Regions from separate parts of the Homo sapiens genome. Here region 2 is linked to region 1. The links are chromatin contacts, found by Hi-C or POLR2A ChIA-PET in ENCODE. All regions are on one chromosome and are shown on one strand. Each heading gives the region's core, a stretch centred on a gene start or an enhancer-like site at or near the end of the contact. The rest is flanking DNA. Distances are from core to core; before and after follow the strand shown. Region 1 overlaps TMEM252-DT (TMEM252 divergent transcript). Region 2 overlaps PIP5K1B (phosphatidylinositol-4-phosphate 5-kinase type 1 beta).

Evidence for each region. Hi-C counts contacts between places; a loop is a spot of excess contacts on that map. ChIA-PET counts read pairs that join two places held with the same protein, here RNA polymerase II (POLR2A). Pooled maps may share reads with other maps.
Region 2: a loop to region 1 is called in a pooled map, with 4 times the contacts of the local background. The contact joins two enhancer-like sites. A Hi-C loop is called at or near these places in 6 of 37 single-sample maps with no recorded cell type and 7 of 50 pooled maps. POLR2A ChIA-PET finds 5 or more read pairs at or near these places in 2 of 52 experiments (activated T-cell and activated naive CD4-positive, alpha-beta T cell).

Annotation. Positions count from the first base shown.
Region 1 is chr9:68,642,655-68,645,354 of GRCh38, reverse strand. TMEM252-DT (TMEM252 divergent transcript) reads right to left here. Exons shown (of 5, transcript NR_187592.1): 5 at 905-1,762. Among named protein-coding and RNA genes, the nearest start is that of PIP5K1B, 61 kb to the left of the region's middle. RefSeq lists an enhancer at 1,366-1,445. Within about 2 kb of position 1,399, at least 3 of the 41 ENCODE cell types and tissues checked have a DNase peak (open chromatin) inside an H3K27ac peak, as active enhancers do.
Region 2 is chr9:68,918,518-68,921,217 of GRCh38, reverse strand. It overlaps PIP5K1B (phosphatidylinositol-4-phosphate 5-kinase type 1 beta), which reads right to left. Exons shown (of 16, transcript NM_003558.4): 10 at 1,656-1,739; 11 at 1,489-1,537. Among named protein-coding and RNA genes, the nearest start is that of PRKACG, 94 kb to the left of the region's middle. Within about 2 kb of position 1,422, at least 2 of the 41 ENCODE cell types and tissues checked have a DNase peak (open chromatin) inside an H3K27ac peak, as active enhancers do.

The DNA of each region.
Region 1 (2,700 bases), core at 150-2,649:
CAGGATAACAATTTTTCATCTCACACTTTCCAAAGTACTAATATACTATCTTGGGGGAAATGAAGTCATACAAGTGTATAATTTTTAGGAAATGTGCAGATCACGTTAAGGTTGTCACAAATGTTAAGCACTTCCCTTTCATTTTCTCTCTCTCGGGTATCTAATTCGATGAGACCTCAATAAAATAATGTAGTAGGAGTTAGGATTTACTAAGCCTTCTTGAGAGCACGTAATCCTTCCAACATCCCTGTGAAGTAGATGCTATTATAGTCTCAATAGTAGAGATGAGGAAATTGAGCTTTAGAGGGGTTAAGTAACTGGTCTGAGGTCACTTGCTATTCTGTGGTAACAGGATTCACAGGATTCAAAGCTTTATCTGAGGCATAAGTTCTGGTGATCTATTGCACAGTGTAGTGACTAGAACAATAATGGATTGTATATTTCAAAATTGCTGAAAGACTAGATTTTAAATGTTCTCATCACAAAAAAATGAGTATGTAAGGTAATGTGTATGGTTAATTAGCCTGATTTGATCATTCCACAATGTATGCATGTATTGAAACATCACATTGTACCACATAAGTATATACAATTATTATTTGTCAATTTAAAGTAAAATTAAAACATTTTTAGAAAGCTTTATCTGCCTACTGCAGGATTCTTTGCTGCCGTGCTGGGCTACATGCCTCATCAGAAAAGACGCTGATAGGCAAATCCACTCAGACATAAACTAGTCTGCAAGGGAGGCAGGACTTCCCTGAGGTAAGATTAAAACCTGTGTTTGTGGCTTGGAGGTTATCACAGCAACATCCCTTAGTAGAAGGTTATCTCTTCTTAAAGTATCACAGTGTGAATGAAACTTATTATAAAATAGGGGAGAAAAGCAAGAGAAATGAAACAAGAAATACCACCTCAAAACGCAACAAGTTTATTTAAGGTTAATCTACGCAGAGAGACAATTGTCCATAGAACCTTAAAGTACTCAGGCAAATATGTAGCAGGTGGGATTTCCAAGTTGCTGCTCTGGGATTTCCAACGTTTTACTGTGCAGCCTGAGGGCAAGTTTCTTTGTTGACTGTGTACTTCTACTTCACCACAGAGTACTTCATTTTGATCTGCGCTATGATATTTTTCAGAGAGTTGCTTATTTCAGGGAAATGCCATATACAACGAAGAGACGTCCGGAAATACTTTACATCAGATCTGGGCAGTTTCCCTGAGACAAAATGGCTGCCCACAGGGTTTTCACAGGGGCGGGTCTTTGGTCATTTTTAATTGACATCAGTGAAATTTGACCCGTGGCTAGAGGTCACCAGGATGTGTGCTTGAGTTTACTTCCCCTTCTTTAAGCTCCAGTGACTCCACCCAGCAAAACAAGGGATGGAATGATTGACATCTGTCTGCCAAGGGCTCTCCTGGGAACTTCAGGAGCATTCTATTTCTAGGAAGAAAGCAAGACTCTAGGGTCGGGATTTTCCATTACTGCTTCTGGAAATCTAAGAAATGCTTTTTAGTCTCTCTTCTTCCCTTCTTCTATTCCACCGAAAATAAAAACTTTCCCCCAAACCTATAAACCGTGAAAGTAAAGAGATAACACAAACAGACATTTTTGTTGACGTTCCTTCTTCTTTCACTTCAGCTTCTTCGTTAGAAGCAATTCGTGGCCTTTGAAGGTTGAATCAGGAAAGTTAAAGGACTGTAATTATTCAAAGTGTACTTTTCTTCTGGGGATGCTTGGGGGTTGACTTTGGGGTTCCACGGCCTGGAAATTTAAGGCAATAAAGAGCAAATGACAGTGACTGCCTCATGAAAAGTTTGCTTTCTCAATGCTGTGACAGGAGCTATAGAATAAAAAAAATCCTTGCATGTCATTTATTCATAATCTTATGAAGTAGATTATCTTTGCCCTATTTATGTTTCTCACTTTAGATTATTGGGGAACAGCCTGAATCCAGGGAGGGTGATGTTTCTGGCTTCTTGCCTTATAACTAACTTTTTAGCAACTCCCAGTTTCTTGATTTCACTAATCTTTCCCAAGCCTTAAAATCTCTTTATAAGATATTGAACTTTAACTGACAGCAAGTATATTTGAAGATAGGGTTGGTAGAAGAAAAACAGAACTACACCGTAATTATAACTATATATGCATATTAACAATGGCCTACATATATTTTCCAGCCATTGGGCTAAGCTCCTTATAGGAATTACCTCTCTATAATTACCTTATAGAATTCTATAATTACCTTATAGAATTTACAGTAATCCTATAAGGTTGGTACTATTATCATCTCTTTATTTTCTGCTGAGGAAACTGAGATTTAGAATGATTGAACAGCCATTGCAAAATTGTAACTGAGACGGTGAAAGAGATCTGACCTAACCAACTCCATCTCGCTTCTAACCTCCAAGCTGTCCTTGTTCATTCCTGGGCATAGGCCGAACTAACTTTGGGAGAAACAGTTTATAGTTTAAAACAAAGATGATGACAGCCCTTTCCCAAAACAAACCTCCTTTTTGCCTGGGGACTAGACTGCCTTTGTAGGACTGAGAAATTAGCCACAAGGTTAAAAATTATGATTTAGAAGTCATGCAGCTGGAGGCTATAAAATTCTGACCCTCCCTAAACTTCTCCTAAGATTAGTGCTTGAGATATTTTGCAGCCCCTGCACTTAATGGATCATCTGGCACCACCCAGATCGA
Region 2 (2,700 bases), core at 173-2,672, 280 kb before region 1:
AGTAGCCAGGACTACCAGCACATGCCCCTACACCCAGCTTAGAGGTTAATTCTTGGAAATAAATGTGTGAACCTGTTGTTTAAAAGTGCATTATGACTGAAGTCAGTCCTTAGCGGTGGACAAAATGTAGATCTTTCATGCTGAAAGGTTATTAACAGTCTTCCACAGAACTGAGAAATTATGGGCTCCTTTCCAAGAAAGAAGAAGAAGATCATCTATAATTTATTCTCTTTCAAAAGAAAGTATCTGCTAACATCTTAAAAGGAAATGTGTGACCAAATCCTTGACCAAAATATTCTTTGGAATTGCTACTTCAAGTTATTAACTTAGGCCAATAAATGTTGTTAGTAGCAGGAAGTAGAAATCTAATGTCTAGATGGGACTGCGTGTGTGTGTGTGTGTGTGTGTGTGTGTATGTGTGTGTATGTGTGTGAGAGAGAGAGACAGAGAGACAGAGACGGAATGGGAGAAAGAAGGAGAGAGAAAGATGGGAGAAACTGCTCTTTGTTAACTGATTTTTTTCTTCAGTTACATCAATTAAGACATTCTTGGCTGGGCGCAGTGGCTCACATCTGTAATCCCTGCACTTTGGGAGGCCAAGGCAGGTGGATCACCTGAGGTCAGGAGTTCGAGACCAGCCTGGCCAACATGGCGAAATCCTGTCTCTACTAAAAGTACAAAAATTAGCCAGGCGTCGTGGCACGCACCTGTTGTCCCAGCTACTCAGGAGGGTGAGGTAAGAGAATTGCTTGACCCTGGGAGGCAGAGGTTGCAGTGAGCTGAGATTGCACCACTGCACTCCAGCCTGGGTGACAGAGCAAGACTCCATCTCAAAAAAAAAAAAAAAAAAAAAAAAAAGACAACCTCAGGCAGCCAGCATGTATAAATGTTGATGTAGAAATCCATACCAATTAAAAAGTTTTCACTTTCTCTGTGTATTTGTTAGGCATTGTGTTGAACACTGAAATGCATTTTTTTGTCCCATGTTCACACCAAGCAGGTGTCATTACTATCCCCCTGGTACAGGTGAGAAACAAGGGTAAGAGGCCAAATAACCAGCATTGTGCCTGGTCACATGGCTAGTTCAGCAGTGAATGCAGAGTTCAAATCCAGGCTGTTCACCATCAGAGTCAGGACTCACACTTACTGTAGCTTGGTTGTGTGAGAACTTCATTTCAAATGCCCTACTGATCATCCCTACAAAAAAAGACCTCTCTCAAAGTTAGGTCCTTTGGATTTCACATAGACACAGATATCATTTTGTTTTTCTGGCCGCTAGGCTGGATGTCATGTATTTGAAGAGCTATTCAAATTTATGTTGTCCTTATTCTTAGATTTGAACTGATCTACTAACCTAAGATTCTGAGTTTATAAAGACCGTTGTTTCATTTCCTCTTAGAGTCTAGCAACACAGTTTCCTGCACATACTCTGAAGTCTCTGAGAAAGCAGAAATATATACAGTATAATAAGGAAAATAAGTCACTTACCCCATCATAAACAAGAGCTTTCCAGGAATGTTCTAACTTCTTCATTAACCTAAATATAAATGGAAAAATTGAAATGAGAATGTAAAATCACTCTCATTTGGTGATTTTTCAGAACCTTTTGTAGATTGATTTTGAAATAATAAAAGACCACTCCTCAAACTTCTTACCTATATGATTGCAGAATGTCAATAATGCCCATAAATAAAAGTAGTTTTTCTCCCCTATGGCTTTTAGCTGGAATGCCTCCCATTCTGTTGATGGAGCAAAAGAGAAAATATTTGATTACATATTATAAGAATAGGAAGTTAAAAAATCATTTCTAATAAATAGACTGAAAATAAAAATTGACAATTTTTAAGAATTCTGGGCTATCTCCCATTCATCTTTTTTTTTTGTTTGTTCCTTTTTGTTTTTGTTTTTTGGCCATCAGTTAAGGTCATCCTGGGAATCCAGAATGATGTATTAATACTTCCCTACAAAGGAGAATAATATCGTAGCTGCTAACCGTGAAGAGTTGGATGGGAAGAATCCAATTTAAAACTTATTCCTACTTTAAAACTATGAGCAAGAATTTTTAGACCATTATAAAATATTCCTTTTAAAAAATGCAATACTTTTTTCTGATCAAAAGAGTAATGTATGTTTACTTTTAAAAATAAAATACAGAAAAACACAAAGAAAAAATATAATTAAACAGTTATTCCTAGGATGCAAAGATAACTACTTAATATCTGGTATGCTTTTCTAGTATGTGTGTGTGTGTATGTATTTATTAGTCAAGAAAAGGTATTATTTATCATGTTTTATAACCTGATTTTTTTACTTGCTAAATGACAAACATTTCCTTATATTCAATGCTAGCGTGGTTTTTAATAGCCTTATTGTATTTCACCATACTGATATAGGATAATTTAACTGATTATTGGACAGTTAGATCGATTTGCAAGAAAGAACTTTTCAAAAAATATTTAATATGTGTTAATTTCCTTTACAAAAATGAAATATGCCCATGGTTTAGTCATCGTTGGAGAATTCTAGAAGGCAGGCACTTATGGCCTTGGAAAATGATTGCTTTCTTTCAGTCTCCTTGCTCAGCTAGTACACATAACTGATGCAGTCTGCCATTTCAATAACTTACTTTGGTTGCAGTTGTTTCTGTTAGTCAATATGCATTTTACACATGCAAATTAATCCTGTAGTTACTACCACATC